2 separate regions of the Homo sapiens genome follow, and region 1 is linked to region 2. The links are chromatin contacts, found by Hi-C in ENCODE. All regions are on one chromosome and are shown on one strand. Each heading gives the region's core, a stretch centred on a gene start or an enhancer-like site at or near the end of the contact. The rest is flanking DNA. Distances are from core to core; before and after follow the strand shown.

The links. Hi-C counts contacts between places; a loop is a spot of excess contacts on that map. Pooled maps may share reads with other maps.
Region 1: a map with no recorded cell type shows a loop between it and region 2 (2.9-fold over the local background). The contact joins the promoter of HDGFL3 here to the enhancer-like site in region 2. A Hi-C loop is called at or near these places in 2 of 37 single-sample maps with no recorded cell type and 2 of 50 pooled maps.

What each region holds. Positions count from the first base shown.
Region 1 is chr15:83,204,322-83,209,072 of GRCh38, reverse strand. It overlaps HDGFL3 (HDGF like 3), which reads left to right and starts at 1,250. Exons shown (of 6, transcript NM_016073.4): 1 at 1,250-1,742. The coding sequence starts at 1,659. RefSeq lists an enhancer at 339-952 and silencers at 813-1,152, 1,543-1,992.
Region 2 is chr15:81,022,211-81,026,952 of GRCh38, reverse strand. No RefSeq gene overlaps it. Among named protein-coding and RNA genes, the nearest start is that of TLNRD1, 24 kb to the right of the region's middle. RefSeq lists enhancers at 2,151-2,445, 3,454-3,603. Within about 2 kb of position 3,397, at least 26 of the 41 ENCODE cell types and tissues checked have a DNase peak (open chromatin) inside an H3K27ac peak, as active enhancers do.

The DNA of each region.
Region 1 (4,751 bases), core at 1-2,500, 2.2 Mb before region 2:
ACAAGAGCAGGAGTTAAAACACACACACACCATTCTACAAGGCCAGAGAGGGGGGCGGATGGTGGGGAAAACTGTAGCTTCTGTAAAAGGGAGAGAGAACAGACACAAATGAGAACTGTCCGTGTGACAAGGTGAGGGCCACAGAAAGCAGCATTTAGGAGCTATGCCAGCTGACCCCTTAAAGGAGGTGGGTTACAGCATGATTAAAGAAGCAGCATTCGTTCATTGGACAGACTCCAAACGATTCCTTGAATTATTCTACTTACTCCTCACAAAAGAGAGTGTTAGGAAGATTCCTACTCTCAAAATGTCTTTGAAAGCAGCCAGCTAGGGAATTTAGAGTAAAATAGTGGTAAATGAACATGTTCTAGAGCTAATGAACTGTATATGTACATACATCTCCAGAAAGGGATGCTAATTTCAAAAACGTTGTCCAAAAGGTTGCCAGGATTGGAAACAAGTGACCGGCCAGTGCAAGTCCTTTTCACAAACACTGCAGGCCTAGAAAACGCACACAGAGAGAAACATAATCGCTTATGGACTTTGGACTCATGTGGATACAGGTTCGAATCCCGTCTGTGCCACTCAGCAAATGAGAAAACCTCCCATGACTCCGATTAAATAGCTCGCCCTAGGTGGGTCACACTGCATTGTTAAGGGCAGACCTGGGGCAAGAATCCAATAAGGTCGCTGACTCCGGAGCGGTGCTCTTTCCGGCAGCTTGGTGCCCAGCAGAGGGTCCCCTCGCGCCGCCGTCCCCCAGGCCTGGAGCGCCTTTGTCCCCCACTCACCAGAGAGCAGCCGCGGAAGTGGCTGGCTGGGGGTAGCCAGGAGAGGGTCGAGTCAGCGGGAGGTGGGCGTGGGAGCGGGGGGCGCGAGTGGGGAGAACCCCCAGAGTGGCACGGACGGGAGGGGAAGGGGGCGGCCGGGTGGTGATTGGCTGGGCTGCGGCAGGCAGCTCCGGGCCAAGAACAAAAGAGAGCAGGCGGCGGGCGTCCTCCGGAGTAGGCACTCCCGCCCGCCCGGCGCGGGCTTCGGTGCTGGGGGAGGACGCGCCCACCGCCCGCCCGCCAGCCGAGAAGCCGGGCTGGCGCGCTCGGTTTCTCCGCGAAAGCCGGCCGTGTACCTAGGAATTAACCGGCCCGCGCGGGAGGGAAGGGGAGGGGAGCGGGAAGCGGGAAGCGGGGCGGGGGGGGGATGCTGAGCGCGCGCGAGAACAATAATAAGATCGTGTTTGCGGTCGCTGCCCGAGAAGGAATTCGGAGCAGACGCGAGGCCCGGCGCTCGCGCCGCGCCCGGGAGCCCGGGAGGGAGACCGGCAGCGGCGGCATGAGGCAGGCGACGCGGCGCTGGTGAGCAGCGCGCGCGGCGGCGGCGGCGGCGGCGGCGGGGACCTTGGCGCGGCCGGACGCGGGCGAGCGCCGAACGGCCGGGGGCTCCCCTCCCCCGCTGCCGGGCCGTGATTTGCCGGGCCTGCTGCGCCCCCCGCCCACCCCTTGCCTCAGCCGCCGCCTCGCCGCTTCCCCTCGTCGGAGCGGCCGCTCGTCCGCCCGGCTTGAGGCCCGCGGGGAGCGCGGCGCAATTCGTCGGCCCGCGGGGGGGCGGCCTCCCGGCATCTTCGCGGCGACCAAGGACTACCAGGAAGGGGAGCGGCTGGGATGGCGCGTCCGCGGCCCCGCGAGTACAAAGCGGGCGACCTGGTCTTCGCCAAGATGAAGGGCTACCCGCACTGGCCGGCCCGGGTGAGTACCGCGGCCGCGCGCGGGCCCGCCCGCCCACCATTTTCCCCTTCATGATGGCGCGCCCGCCCCCTTTCCCCATCGCCTCAGCCCCGAGCCCGCAGCTCGCGGCCGGCTGTGGTGAGGGCTGAGGGCGGCGCGGCACGAAGAAGACCGGGCCGGGGCTGAGGCAAGGGCTCCCGGCCTCGCCCGCACTCCGCCAGGGCGGCCATCCTTCCGCCCACTTTCGAAGGCGGGTCCGGCCCCCGCAGGCCCGACGCTGCCTTCCTCCTGGAAAGCCGGTGCCGACCGGGAAGCCACGCCGCCGGGCAGCGGGCCTGCGACGGAGGCTTCGGCTCCGGGCAGGGTCATTGGTGGATACCCTGGGTCCCGGGCGAACGTCGGGGCAGGTACGGCAGCGGGGTGAGCGGCTGTCCGCGAGCCGGCGAGTGCCGGCGGGCAGTAAATCCTGGAAAGTGGTAGTGGTCATCCAGAGGCCAGCGGGAGCCTCTTGGCAGTCATTCATCCATCTCTTTGCCTTCTAGACTTGTTGAGTTTTCCCTGAGCGCGATTCCCGGTGCCCCGCCTGCCCTATCATTGTCCTGGGGTACGTGCCTCTCTGGTGCCCATCGTTCTTTTAAACCGACCTCTGATAGCCGAGAGCTTGCAGCCTACCTCTGACTGGTGGGTCCAGCAAGCTTCTTGTGCCTTTCCACCTCCATATTTGTTTTAGGTAGAATCTCAAACCTTATTCTTGGCCTCCTGCTACAGTCCACAATAGCTCTCTCTTCCTACATAACAAGGTTGTCGTTGGGCTCTTTTTCTAGAAAGCGTCTGCATGTAATACATAGCATTCACAATTTTTATTAAGCTCTTTGAGGAAGACACACAACACTGCCATGTGTGCTTTGTGTTTTAGAAGAAATCCTTTTTATTTTTATTTTTGTATGGTTGGCAGTTGATTGCTTGAAATAAGAAATCTTGTGAAAAGGAGGGTCAAGGCATTCTAGAGATTATATTGGTATTCTTTAGGAACGGAAACAGTCATGGAGAAAATTGGCATAAATATAGTGTGAGCTCTAAAATGTTGTATTGTAGTCAAGTGAAGATAGCAAGATCAAGAAAAAAAAATACACCCATTCACAAAAGGAAGTGACATCACGAGTGGCCAGACTGAAATTTAGTGAAGTTGAAGTAATGGATGGACATAATCACTTTTTAAATATTTGGTTTGGCATGATTGTCAAATGGAAAGAACACTAGGCCAGGAATTGGGGGACCTGGTGTCTGGTTCAGGCTCTGTTATGGACTAATCATTTCAACTGTCTGCATATCCATTGCTGCAACTATAAAATCATCTCTAGGATCCTTTCCAACACTAACAACCTCAGATATCAAGAGGAAAAAACAGTCTTATTCAGGTTCCAGTAGACTGAAAATAGCTTCGCATCTGAACTGTAGATTGTCCTTAAGATAAGGCAAAGTTTTTAAGGTAGAATAACTGGTTATTTTTTATGCTGTAATACAGTATTGCTTAGAGAGGCAAGATTTGTGACTTTAGGAGTCCCTGAATATATTTGTGACTTCAGAAAATCCCCGAATCTGTTTGCCAAGTAAGAAATGTATAGCTTTAGGGCCATATGTGTATAAACACAGTCAAAGCCAATTAAAGGTTACCGTTACTAGTTGGTCATTTCCTAGTACCATAATGGCTTTTTAAAATCTTCCCTTTGAAAAATATCTTCTGATAGTCAAAAAGAAAATAGACTTAAAATTTCATTAATATGTTGCCTGTACAGGTTGGCCACCTGTAGTAATTTGTGAAACAGAAAAATCCTACGGAAGTGGTCCTAGTTGTATATCTAATTGTACATAAAATTCCTGGAAGTGATAATTCCAAATAAGGCAAAATGGAAAATAAAATGAGGAAACAAAATTAAGTTTTTAGATAAAATAGGTACAAGAAAGAAAAATCTGTATCTATTCACATTTAACGAGCTCCTCAAGAAACAACCTAAGACTCAAAAAAAGAAGTTTTATTTTCTCGTTAGTGGCATGCTGCAATTTCCAAAGGTAAAGGTTAGAAAAAGATTTGAGTCCCCTTTTTTACAGTGCGTATACTTCACATATGTTTTCATTTTTTTCATCCCAATTCTATGAGGCATTATTCCCATCTTACACCTAGGTATAGCTGTGTAGATGATAATGTTATAAAATGCTAACTGGGAAAAAAAGTCTTGCTTATTGAAGTTTCAAATATTATCACTTGATACGAAGGCCATTCATGTGGGCATTAGATACTGTGGGGCGCCAAGGACTCAAACTTAGGAGGGAAACCAGGAAGAAACAGATTTCAGAGTACATGTTGTAGGAAGGCACTTTGTATTAGAGCTGGTTCATACAGGAATGGAGAAGCAACTTCCTTGCTCTAGGGAAGATGTTTGGTCCTAGGCAGCCCTTTGTGAGGAATGTAGGTCAAGAGGATTCAGAATTCCTACAGGTTGGATTCAGCTCTTGGCTGGGCTTCACACTGTGACCTTGTGCATGTTCTGTAATCTTTCTAAGTTTCTGTTTACTCGTCTGTAAAATAAAGATAATTCTCACCTCACAAATACAGAGTATCTAAAAGCACCAAGTGATGGTACTTGTATGTTCCTACCTTTTTCCTTTTTGAATTTCTAACTTTCCTTTGTATCACTACACTATTTTAAATTATTGTCAACTTTCAACTCAGATTTATTTTTCCAATATTTTATCCTGAAAAATTTCGAATATATAGATAAGTTTAAAAAATTGAACTGTGAAGACCCATTTATCTACACCTAGATTCTACAATTAAATTTCATTCTACTTGCTCTTTCATGCATCTGTTCATATATCCTCCCTCTATCTACATAATAGTTCCTCTTATTTTAATGCATTTCAAGGTAAGTTGCACACATCGCCATAATTTACTCCTAGACACATGCATGCCATTAACCTAGTGGTTAATACTTTGAATGGATCCTTTTCTCTTTTGAGGTAAAATTTACA
Region 2 (4,742 bases), core at 2,148-4,647:
AAGTCCTAGATCAAGGGGCTGGCATTTGGTGAGGGCCTCCTTACTTTGTCATAACATGACAGAAGGTATTACATGGGGAAAGAGAGGTGGAGGATGAGGGGCCAAACTCCTTCTTTATAATGTATTCTTTGTAACTCTTGCTATAACAGCATTAATCTATTCATGAGGGCAGAGCTCTCATGACCTAATTACCTCCTAAAGGTCTCACCTCTCCACATTGTTGCTTTAGGGATAAGTTTCCAACATGTGAACTTTAAGGGACACATTCATAACCTAACAGTAGATTCAGACTCCAGGGTTGAAACTGAGAGTCTACATTTCTAACAAGCTCCCAGGCGATAGCAGCACTGCTGGTCTCTGGACCCGCTTTGGGTAACAAAACTTAAAGGACCACATGGCCCTGAGCATAAGTTCTCTGAAAATTAGGAGAAATCTTGGGGAAGAATTTCAACTTTTGTGGACCGTAGAATTGGTAGAGGTTTGAGCTAATTTTGCAAAGTTCTTGTGGGGTAGGGAGGCCTCAAGCTAACATCTGGGCTACATAAGTATTTAGTTGTACAGAAGACAGAATTTTTTTTTTAAGATGCAAAGGAGTCGGAAAACTCCTTTTCTGGTCTGCAGGCAAAAGCTTCCCTGGAGAAAGAAGATCTCTCCTGCCAGACCCTGTTCCTTCCAGAGCTTGTTTTGCACTGTCTAACTCTTTGTTTTGCCACAAAGATCTATGGGGCACCCCCATTAGCCATTAGCTAGCTGTAGCAGAAACTGCCAGATCTTCTTGCACCCCTCCCCCACTACATACGTTCCAAAATGTTAAAATTGCAGCAATTACATGAATTGCTATGAGAGATGGAACTGTGAGAAATGGATTAGTACAATGGAGCACATGTCATAAACCCAAGAGAAAGCCCAACACTTCAACAAAAAAACAAAACTAAAAAATATATATACTTTCCACATATTCCATTAAGGGGAAGAGACAAAGAAACTTGGCCTAGGGATCCTCCTAGCCGAGAGTCTAGGAAACCTAACATGACTGTTGGCAGTTCTTTGCTGGGATGGGGTGTGGTCCCCTCTCACACAGCTCCAGTACACTGCTCAAGGACTAAAGTGACTTTGAGCTATGTCTCAAAAGCAAGTAAGATGTTCCTTCAACTTTCTTTCATGATACAAAATTTGAACTCGTCTTTCACCTATCAAGAGCTGCAGCCCTAATCCCACTCACCAACTTGTTCCACACCTGCTACTTAAAATTCAATTATCAAATCCCACGTGCAGGCCAGGCGTGGTGGTTCATGCCTGTAATCCCAGCACTTTGGGAGGCTGAGGCAGGCGGATCACTTGAGGCCAGGATTGAGACCAGCCTGGCCAATATGGTAAAACCTCATCTCTACTAAAAATACAAAAAATAGCCGGGTGTGGCGGCACACACCTATAATCCCAGCTTTTTGGGAGGCTGAAGCATAAGAATTACTTGAACCCAGGAGGCAGAGGTTGCAGTGGGCCAAGATGGGTCCACTGCTCTCCAGCCTGGGCAACAGACTGAGACTCTGTCTCAAAAACAAAACAAAACAAAATCCCATGTGTGTGTTTGACAATGTCTATGCAAACTGAATATGTGCCTGCCCTACGACCCAGAAAGCCTACTCCTTGGTACACAACCAAGAGACATACGTTCATGTAGGCTAGGAGCACACGTTCACAACTGTGCTCACAGAAGCCCTGTTCCTAACAGCGCTGACCTGGGAACAACTCAAATGTCTCCCAACAACAGACGAGATAAAAGAGTTGTATTACATTTACGTAGTGAAATACTGTGCAATATTGGGAAAGGATGAACTGCAAGTGTATGCAACAACATGGATGAATTTCACAACATACTGAATGAAAAACAAGGTATTTAGAAGTCAGGGTGGCGGCATCCTTGGCAGAAGGCATGAGGAAAAGGAAGGGGACACAGGGAAAGCGGGTCTGCAGTGATGGTTGTGTTGTTTCCTGATCTAGCTGCTGGTTTCACAAGTGTGTCCACTGTGCGAAGATTCATCGACATTTATACCCATGATTTGTGCACTTGTATATATGTTACGCTTGAATTAAAAGTTTACTTAGAAAAAGGAAAAGTTTACCATTCACCTCTAAATCAAAGCCTCTTTTCTGTTAGTGATTTCGCAGCAGCACCTCGGAGGTGTCCAACCCCTCCTTCCCCCTGCCTCCACCACAGTCTGGCTTCGTAGGATCTTTCTTCTGTGTGGCTGGCGTTTGTCTCCTCCCATCCTGCTTAACTTCCCCAGTCAGGGCCTCAACCCCTCAGACCTGTTATGAATGAAATCATGGCCTCTCTGGGCTCCCTGCTTCCTGTCTGTCCCATCCAGCTCCTTTAAAGTGTTTGCTCTGGATCTCTGCTTTCATCATAATCCTCCTTTTAAACTTCCAGTCCACCATCATCAAGTCCGCGATAAAATGCAGCTTCTCTGCATGGCACTCAGGCCGCCCTTTTAAAAATCAGGCCACACGTCCCTTCCAACTTCGTCCAGTCTGTGCTCCCTAATGAGCCAATTCTCCAGCCAGATGGTCCCCTCCTCCCTCATTGTCAGCACACTCTTGTGGCTTCTGCCTGCAACCCCAAGCAGGAGAGAAAGCCCAAGCCCACTCCATCTTGCTCATTCTTCCCAGGACCAACTCAGGTTTCTTTAGCCTTCCCGATAAGACCTTGACATTAGCCTCATCCAATTCCTCTCTCCTCTGAGTTTGGCTGTCCATACTTACTTGCCCAAATCATTCAGGGTTGGCCTTATGGGCACGTGCCCCTTGAAAGGAGCTGGAGAGGAAAAAAATGTTCTGAACTGTTTTCATTCATGCTTAGGCTGGGAACACATGCTGGTCACCATTGAATACAAAACCTCCTCTGGCTCCCAGACGTAGATCACTCAAACACCCAACCTGATCTTGAACTTCAAAATGCAAAAAAAGTAAACTCGGCAGGGAGAAAACTGCCCACTGACTACCAAAGATGACACAGCATGAATATTTCCTCCAGCTACACAATGGAGAAGCTGAGTAATATGCAGAATTCACTAAATGACGGGGACTAAGATCACAGGGGTTTTAAGGTCAGCTGAAACTCGATTGCCGTAGTTTTCCTTCCTCTTGGGTAAAAGCTTCTCTGAGCAAACCACATTTTTTCAGAGAATCAAGGCTAGAGTCCCTGGTGAGGCAGTTCGTTCCTGGCCTTCTGTCCTGGGCCACGTGCTTCTCAGCCCTTCCCTGTTGGGCTGCGGGAGGGTTCAAGATGGAATGAGGTAATGCTGGCAGGACAGCTGCCCAGGGAGCGAACGAAACTCTGCCCTGGTTGCAGCCTAAGCAGGACAGGAAGCAAATTAGCAGAAGCAAGCAGTAATTTGACTGCCAACAATAGGAGTCAAAACTGCATTTCTGACCCTGCACCGTTGATCCTCCTCACAACAATAGTCATCCACAAGCCATAAAAAGGCCGATGAAACACTATTTGAGATTGCAAATGCTGGAGTCAAAAGAGTCCTGGGTCCAAATTCTGGCTCTGCCACCCATCCGCTGTACGACCTCGGACAACTTGCCTAAGGTCTGTTAGACTCTGATTCTTAAATGTGCATATTTCATCAAGGTACTGTATGAAATGAGGATGTATGTAAAGTGTGTAGTACATAGCAAGAGCCCAATAAATAGACAGTATGTTCTATGGGCTTTTGTGAACCCCTGCCATCTTGAGTTTATTAACCCTCCATGCGTAAAAACTCCCTCACATTTTTTGCTTCCTTACGTTCTTTTTTTTTTTTTTGAGATGGAGTTTTGCTCTTGTTGCCCAGGCTGGAGTGTAATGGCGCAATCTTGGCTCACTGCAACCTCCGCCTCTGGGGTTCAGGCGATTCTCCTGCCTCAGCCTCCCAAGTACCTTAGATTACAGGTGCCTGCCACCATACCCGGCTAATTTTTTGTATTTTTTAGTAGAGACGGGGTTTCACCATGTTGGCCAGGCTGGTCTCAAACTCCTGACCTCAGGTAATCCACCCGCCTTGGCCTCCCAGAGTGCTGGGATTACAGGTGTGAGCCAACGCGCCTAGGGTTATCATGAGGATTAAATGAGTTAATGTATACAGTCAGCCCTCTGTATCTGTGGGCTCCATATCTGTGGGTTCAACGAACTGCAGACAGAAAATATTTGAAAGAAAAAATGATGTCTGGGCTGGGTGTGGTGGCTCATACCTGTAATCCCAGCACTATTGGAGGCCAAGGCAGGTGGATCGCTTGAGGTCAGGAGTTCAAGACCAGCCTGGGCAACATGGTGAAACCCCGTCTCCATTAAAAATACAAAAATTAGCTGGGCATGATGGTGCATGCCTGTAGTCCTAGCTACTCAGGAGGCTGAAGCAGGAGAATCCCTTGAACCCAGGAGGTAGAGGTTGCAGTGAGCCAAGATCCACCACTGCACTCCAGCCTGGGCAACAGAGTGAGACTCTTTAAAAAAAAAAAAAAAAAAGAAAGAAAGAAAGAAAAGAAAAGAAAAGAAAAAATGATGTCTGATGTCTGAACTGAACAAGTAGAGACTTTTTTATATTGTCATTATTCCCTAAACAACACGGTATAACAATTATTTACATAACATCTACATTGTAGTAGGTATTATAAGTAATCTAGATATGATTTAAAGTATACAGGGCTGGGTGCAGTGGCTCACGCCTATAATCCCAGCACTTCTGTAGTCCAAGGCA